Regions from separate parts of the Homo sapiens genome. Here region 1 is linked to region 2. The links are chromatin loops, found by intact Hi-C in ENCODE. Cell type or tissue: GM12878. All regions are shown on one strand.

The links. Peaks named below come from ENCODE experiments on the same cell type or tissue, not always from the same donor. Only the 100,000 strongest peaks of a DNase experiment are listed, where the experiment ranks them.
Region 1: it touches region 2 in a loop (2.9-fold over the local background); 1 of 110 quality-filtered maps calls a loop at or near these places.

The regions. Positions count from the first base shown.
Region 1 is chr16:17,406,705-17,410,704 of GRCh38, forward strand. The region is part of intron 1 of XYLT1 (xylosyltransferase 1); the gene reads right to left. Among named protein-coding and RNA genes, the nearest start is that of XYLT1, 62 kb to the right of the region's middle. In GM12878, no CTCF peak of the experiment used is centred here; a DNase peak (open chromatin) is centred at 2,477; H3K4me3 peaks cover 280 bases; H3K27ac peaks cover 1,973 bases.
Region 2 is chr16:17,528,373-17,532,372 of GRCh38, forward strand. No RefSeq gene overlaps it. Among named protein-coding and RNA genes, the nearest start is that of XYLT1, 59 kb to the left of the region's middle. RefSeq lists an enhancer at 1,935-2,054. In GM12878, no CTCF peak of the experiment used is centred here; a DNase peak (open chromatin) is centred at 1,809; H3K4me3 peaks cover 809 bases; H3K27ac peaks cover 304 bases.

The sequences.
Region 1 (4,000 bases), 120 kb before region 2:
GGGGGTCAAAAGGGACCACAACGCCCATTTAAACAAGGAGGAAGATGCTGAACAGCTAAAGGGTTAATTCAAAAGAAAAAACAAAAGAAGAAATGGCCATTTCTTTTCCTTGTTCACTCAATGTTCCTTCAACAAATTATTCTATGTGCTTGGAATATATGAGGCCCTGGGTTGGGTGTGGTATGCAACAGAAAAATAAAACATAAGAACATAGTATGTCTCTTCCCACAGGGTCATATGGTCTTTCGAAAGTCACCCTTTTAATTTGAAACCTTTTGCTGCTTCTTTATTTTTATTTTTTAATTTAATTTTTTTGAGACAGAGTCTTGCTCTGTCACCCAGGCTGGAATGCAGTGACGCAATCTCGGCTCACTGCAACCTCTGCCTCCGGAGTTCAAGCGATTCTCCTGCCTCAGCCTCCCAAGTAGCTGGGATTATAGACCCCTGCCACCACCCCAGCTAGTTTTTATATTTTTAGGAGAGATGGGGTTTCGCCATGTTGGCCAGCAGTCTTGAACTCCTGGCCTCAGGTGATCTGCCTGCCTCGGCCTCCCAAAGTGCTAGGATTACAGGCAGGAGCCACTGCGTCCAGCCTATTTATTCTTATTTTAAAAATTTATATATATGTGTATATATATAAGGGGTATAACACAGCGTTATTTTTAAGGAATAAGAGATATTTTGCTTTTCAAAGTGCCTGCTAAGCCCAGTGACATACGCTTGGTTAGCAATCACTAAATGTGGACACATTATAAATCCTCTATATATTTTATAGAGATGGGGTCTTGCTATGTTGCCCAGTATGGACATGCGTTCCTGGGCTCAACTGATCCTCCTGCTCAGCCTCCCATGTGCTGGGATTATAGGCATGAGACAGCAGCACTCAGTCTCTTTGTTTATTTCTCTGCCTGCTCCCCACCCATCTGTGTGACCCCTACTAAAATAACCACTGCATGGTGTTCAAGGAAGAGTATGGCCTTGGGATTCAGGCAGGTCTGCATTCTAACCCAGGGCCTTCTACCTTCTGGCTATGTGCCCCTGAGCAAGTAACTTGGCCTCTGCTATGGCTTAGATGTGTGTCCCCTCCAAACCGCATGTTGAAATTTGATCCCCAGTGTTGGAGGTGGGGTCTAATGGGAGGTGTTTGGGTTTTGAGGGTGGATCCCTCATGAATAGATCAATACCCTCCTTCTATTAGTTCTGCAAGAGCTGGATGTTTACAAACAGTCTGGCCTTCCCCTCCCTCTCTCTTGCTTTCTTGCTTACCTGTAATATCTGCACATGCCAACTCCCCTTCACCTTCCACTGTGAGTGAAGCTGTCGGAGGCCCTCGCCAGATGCAGATGCCTAATCTTGAACTTACCAGCCATCAGAATCACAAACCAAATAAACTTTCTTTCTTTATAAACTACCCAGCATCAGATATTCCTTTATAGTAATACAAAATATACGATGATAGCCTCTCAGAGCCTCAATCACCTGCCCTGGAAAATGGGTACAACACCGAGTTCTTTTTAAGGAATAAATGATGTTTTGCTTTTCAAAGTGCATGCTAAGTAAGTGCAGTGACATACGCTTGGTAAGCAATCATTGAGTGTGAACATATTATAAATTCTCATGAAATCTAAGAGGCAAAGCCCTGGGAATATCACAATATTGATCTTCTAAAGTCAGTATCAGCTTTCTCATGGCTCAGACTCACTCCTGAGTTTTGTGCTTGGATACTTAACAATTGCTCACTCCTAAATTTCCTAACTAGTTCCAGCTTCAAACTGGAAAAATTCCTCCAGTGTATTCAAGCCTCGTTGCCTAGCACCACAATATCCTTGGTTGATGTGCTTCTAGGTGCTAAAAGAATAGGCCGGGGATGGTGGCTTAGGCCGATAATCCCAGCACTTTTGGAGGCCAGGGCCGGCGGATCACCTGAAGTCAGGAGTTTGAGACCAGCCTGACCAACATGGAGAAACCCCATCTGTAATAAAAATACAAAAATTAGCTGGGCGTGCTGGCACAGGCCTATAATCCCAACTACTCAGGAGGCTGAGGCAGGAGAATCGCTTGAACCCAGAAGGCTGAGGTTGCGGTGACCCAAGAGATCGCACCATTACACTCCAGCCCGGGCAACAAGAGTGAAACTCCATCTCAAAAAACAAAACAAAACAAAAAAAAAGAGTAACGAGTGTTAGATATTGGTGGGGGTGGCATCAGAAGGACTTTGTGTGACATTCCCAGGTCTGTTCTGAGCGCAAAGGCCAGATTTAGACAGCGTTGAGAACCCAAATGAGGCTCTAGAAACTGGTCCAAACAATGTGCCCATAATGACACGTGTCAAAACCGAAGAAGGCCTTAGTCAGGGGAAAAAAGATGCAAATTACAAAGACCTTTTTCAGAGCCACCACCTTCTAAAAGTGAACAGAAGGAGCAGGAAGCTGCCAAAGTGTACCAGAACCTCCTCCTTCGACGCTAGAAAGAGTAACAGGTCAAGCTCCAACTTGCAATTCAGTTCTATTTTGAAGTTTACTGGAAAGCAGAAAATAAGAAGGGATTTGAGAGAGGCCGGCAGTTTGAAGGCAAGGAGGAACTGAAATAAACACATTAGACCCAAGAACACAAAAGTCCTAGCAGCTTGGACCTGCTATTTCTCGACAGTTCCTCCAGGCTCCTCATGCATAAGCCAATCAGCAATGATGTGCATATTTCAGCAATGATGTGCATAATATTGATCTTGAACCACAGCGATCTTCCTAGTTCCTTTTGCCAGGAGAAAAGATGGGGGTGGCCACACATTTGAGAAAGAAAGTCCATTAACATTACCCAAGTTGGTTTTGAAGTATTGAGACACTTTTTTTTTTTTTTTTTTTTTTAGATGGAGTCTCACTCTGTTGCCAAGGCTGGAGTGCAGTGACGTGATCTCGGCTCACTGCAACCTCTGCCTATCGGGTTCATGTGGTTCTCCTGCTTCAACCTCCCGAGTAGCTGGGAGTACAGGTGCCCGCCACCACGTCCGACTAATTTTTGTATGTTTAGTAGAGATGGGGTTTCACCATGTTGGCCATGCTGGTCTCGAACTCCTGACCTCAAGTGATCCACCTGCCTTGCCCTCCCAAAGTGCTGGGATTACAGGTGTCAGCCACCACACCCAGCTGAGACACATTTTTAGGGTGTGTGTATGACCGAGTTTTATGGTTGCAAACAAAAGACTCCATGCTGCCCAGTTCAGGCATAAAAAGAATGTCCTGAATAATGCAAGATGATGTATAGGATGCTTGGACAACCAAAGCCAAATGTGGAGGCTCTGCTGTGGGTGATCATGTCCCAACCACACGGACACTGACCAGCACAGACCCTGTCCCTGCTGCTAATGAGTTCACACTGCCACCACCAGGCACAGACCCAAATCCTTGACCGCTGCTGGCTGCCCCTTTTGCCAGAATGGATTCTGTACCAGGCTAGTTTCCCCACATAACTTGCTCTTTCAGGAAATCCAAAAGTATTGATACAAAAGGTGTATTAGAGCCATAAGTGCATAGAGAGAAAAGCGGGTACATTAAGCTTTGATTCTCCACTGCCTGTTGTAATAGTTTGTTTTCACGTTGCTGATAAAGACACATCCGAGACTGGGCAATTTACAAAAAGAGGTTTATTGGTCTCACAGTTCCATGTGGCTGGAGAGGCCTCACAACCATGGCAGAAGATGAAAAGCACATCTCACATGGCAGCAGACAAGGGAAGAGAGAGCTTGTGCGGGAAATTTCCCTTTTCAAAACCATCAGATCTCATGAGACTCATTCACTATCACGAGAACAGCGCAGGAAAGACTCACCCCCATGATTAAATCACCTCCCACTGGGTTCCTCCCACGACATATGGGAATTGTGGGAGTTACAATTCAAGATGAGATCTGGGTGGGGACACAGCCAAACCATATCACCTGTCATTACTTTTTTTTTTTTTTTTTTTTGAGATGGAATCTCACTCTGCGGCCCAAGCTGGAGTGGTG
Region 2 (4,000 bases):
AGAAGTGATCACTCCTCCTTTCCTCTGTAGGTAGAGGTTGACAGTCAAATCTAGTTTCAAGGTCTCTGTCTCTTTGCGGTCCTAGGTAAATACGATCATCTCTCGAAACTTTCATTCCTCCATCTGTAAAATAGGTATGATACTCATCCCTACCATCCAATGTGTGGAGATCCACATAATGCTCTAATATACTAGGTTGGTGTGAAAGTAATTGCATTTTTTTCTCATAAAAGTGGCAAAACTGCAATTACTTTTGTGCCAACCTAATAGTACACGGCACAGTATATACAATGTGTAATATAGTACATAGTACATAGCAGATTATATATATAAATTATATATATACATATAAAAATAAACATACACACACACAGACACACACACGCACATATATATAATGAAGCCTCTTCCTTTAATGGCCCAAGATTGAGCCAAAAGGAAATACAGGGAATTAAACCATGAGGACAGAAATCTCCATCTAGGCTGTCTTGGTTGTTCTGCTCACATTCCCCTACCCAGGCTTGCAACCTCCCGTGAGGCTGTCTGAGCCTGGACACACCCCTAGAATCTTCATTGCCAACAAAAGAAGAGAAAGGGAATAAGGGGTATTTGTGTGGAATCTGAAAGAGACAAACACACTCCTTGTTCTTCTCAATACAGGTGTTTCCAAAGCTGCCAGAGAGACCCAGAGCTTAGAGTTGTGATGACACAAGGGTAGGTGATGTGGACAATGACCGGGGCCCCCAGCCAAAACCATCCCTGTTTATCTGTTCCACAGAATGGTGTTCAACATCAGTTCTTGTCTGGTGGAGGGGGAAGAGATTGTGCTAATGAATAAACATACAAAGTAGACAAATGTTTATCACTCCTTACTAGCATAAGATTCCATGCGTACAAAACCATATAAGCTGTCTATATGTGTGAGTACAGCTCTAGAAAGACAGAAATGATTGTATTGGATGCCAGCTTAAAGTTGGGAAATACCATTAGAAGAAATCGCAACTTGAGAATCTTGCATTTTATTGCCAAGTGTTTGGTTTTAACGAGAGTCTAAATGTGCTCACCCATTCACTCATCCCTCCCATAAATATTCCCTGTGGCCCATTATGAGTTTGACACTCTGCTAGGCTCTGGAAGACAGGCAGAATGATGGAAAGAATCATTTTCTAGAAATGACTAAATCCTAGTTAAAAAGGGGAAATATTTAAACTATTAGTGACAATATAATTTATGCATTCCGCTAGTACATGCGGAACAACTCCTGCATTTCAAGAATTATTCTAGACACGAGGGATACAGTAGCAAGCAAAATATAAAGATTTCTCTTTTCATGGAACTTGTGTTCTAGCGGGGGGAAAGTGCCCAATAAAAAAATAAGCGAATAAATGCATAATTCATACTAGCTAGTGATAAATGCTTTTATAGTAAAGCAGGTAAAAGATGAAGAGTGATGAGAAGGGGCTACTGTTTTAGATCAAGCAGCTGGGAAAAGTCATTTGGAAGAGGTGACATTTGGGCAAAGAGCTGAATCAAATGAGGCAGTAAGTCATAGCAGGTGGAAGGGAGGTGTATTCCAGGCAGAAGGGAGCAAGTGAGCGACAGCCCTGATGAGCAGGGTACCTGGAATATTCCAGAAGCAGTGGGAGAAATGAGTGCGGCTGAAGCCCAGGGAGCAGTGGAGAGATACTGGGGAGAGTGGTGAGGCCACATCATGTAACACAGCCTGCGTTGCTGAGCAGCCTTCAACAGGATGCAAGCCCTGACAACGAAAGAATAGTTAACTCAGAAAAAAACAAAACCAAAACTAAAACCCAGCTGCTACGGTAATGGAATTGGGCAAGCAAAACCGATAGTTCATGAAACACAGGAGCAAGACACCTGAGACCTGGCTCACCCAGCAAGGTGGCTGCAGAGCTGCTTAGACTTGGAGAAGCAGGGGATTCCCTGTTATTTCCAACTAATAGGAGGAGTCAGAGTGCAGAATGAAGATGTGCTCTGCTAGCCACCTCTAGAGAACATCTCTCCTCATTTTTGACTGCCCAGAACCTACCTATGCTGAGGGAATCCTCCTGGTCTCTGTTCCCACCTTTCTCTGCAGAAGCTGATACCAGTTTTCCCAGCTTCCCTTGCAGCTAGGGTAAAAGCACGTGACCTCATTTCCACCAATCAGCTTGCTTGCTCCAGCCTTCACCATGGAAGCTGGCATTTCCCTCAATGGTGGCTTTCCCTCTGGAGGCTCTAGGGGAGAATTCCTTCTTTGCTTCTTCATCTGCTGGTGGCTGCTGGCATTCCTTGAATTCTGGCTGCATCACTCTCATTGCTACCTGCATGGTCAGGCTTCCTTCTCTTCTCTATGTCTTCTCTTCTGATGGTATTAAGACTCTTTCTGTTTCACTTTTTAAAAAATCTCATTTTTATTTATTTTTTAAAATATTTACTTTTATTTCAATAGTTTTGGGGAAACGTGTAGTGTTTGGTTGCATGGAAAAGTTCTTTAGTGGTGGGCTGGGTGTGGTGGCTCACGCCTGTAATCTCAGCACTTCGGGAGGCTGAGGTGGGCAGATCACTTGAGGGGAAGAGTTCAAGACCAGCCTGGCCAACATGGTGAAACCCTATCTCTACTAAAAATACAAAAAAAAAAAAAAAATATCCAGGCGTGGTTGCATGCACCTGTAATCGCAGCTACTCAGGAGGCTGAGGCACTAGAATCACTTGAAACCCAGGAGGCAGAGGTTGCAGTAAGCTGAAATTGGGCCAGTGCACCCTAGCCTGGGTGACAGAGCAAGACTCTGTCTCCAAAAAAAAAAAAAAGAGAGAGAGAAAGAGAAAGAAAAGTTCTTAAGTAGTGATTTCTGAGATTTTTGTGCACCTGAGTAGTGTAACTGTAACCAGTGTGTAGTCTTTTATCCCTCACCCCCCTCCCCATGTACCCCCAAGTCCCCAAAGTCTACTGTATCATTTCTATGCTTTTGCATCCTCATAGCTTAGCTCCCACTTATGAGTAAGAACATACAATATTTGGTTTTCCATTCGCGAGTTACTTCATTTAAAATAATGGTCTCTAACTCCATCCAGATTGTCGTGAGTGCCATTATTTTGTCCCTCTTTATGGCTGAGTAGTATTCCACAGTATCTATATATACCACATTTTCTTTATCCACTTGTTGGTTGATGGGCATTTAGGCTGGTTTTATATTTTTGCAATTGTGAACTGTGCTGCTATAAACATGCATGTGCAAGTGTCTATTTCATATAATGACTTCTGCTTCGCTCTTAGGACACTTGTCATTGGATTCAGGGTTCACGTGGATAATCCAGAATGATTTCCTCATCTCAGGGCCTTTAAATTATTTCCATCTGTAAAGACCCCATTTGCCAAATAAAGCCACATTTACAGATTTCAGGGATTAGGACATGGTCATATCTTTTTGGAGGCCACCGTCCCATCCCCTATGCCACCTCCTAGAGATCTTATGAACTAACTAATACCTTTTTTTTTTTTTTTGAGCTGGAGTCTTGCTCTGTCACCCAGGCTGGAGTGCAGTGGTGTGATCTTGGCTCACTGCAACCTCGGCCTCCCAGGTTCAAGTGATTCTCCTGCCTCTGCCTCCCAAGTATCTAGGACTACAGGCACCTGCCACCATGCCCGGCTAAGTTTTTGTATTTTTAGTAGAGATGGGGTTTCACTGTGTTAGCCAGGATGGTCTTGATCTCCTGACTTCATGATCCACCCGTCTCGGCCTCCCAAAGTGCTGGGATTATAGGCATAAGCCACCGCTCCTGGCCACTAATAACTTCTAATACTTTTTTTTTCCTTTTCGTTGATACCAGCCTGAATTGGTTTGTTTTTTGTCAAACAGAAGCTTGACATGGACCCCACCCTATCTCTCTATTCCTGGCCACCAAAGAGGACAAGATGTCTGGAATGCAGCCCTGCTTGGGGGCATAAGTGTGAGACTTTGGTTCCAGCTGATATGCACAACTCTCTGCCTTCCCGTCT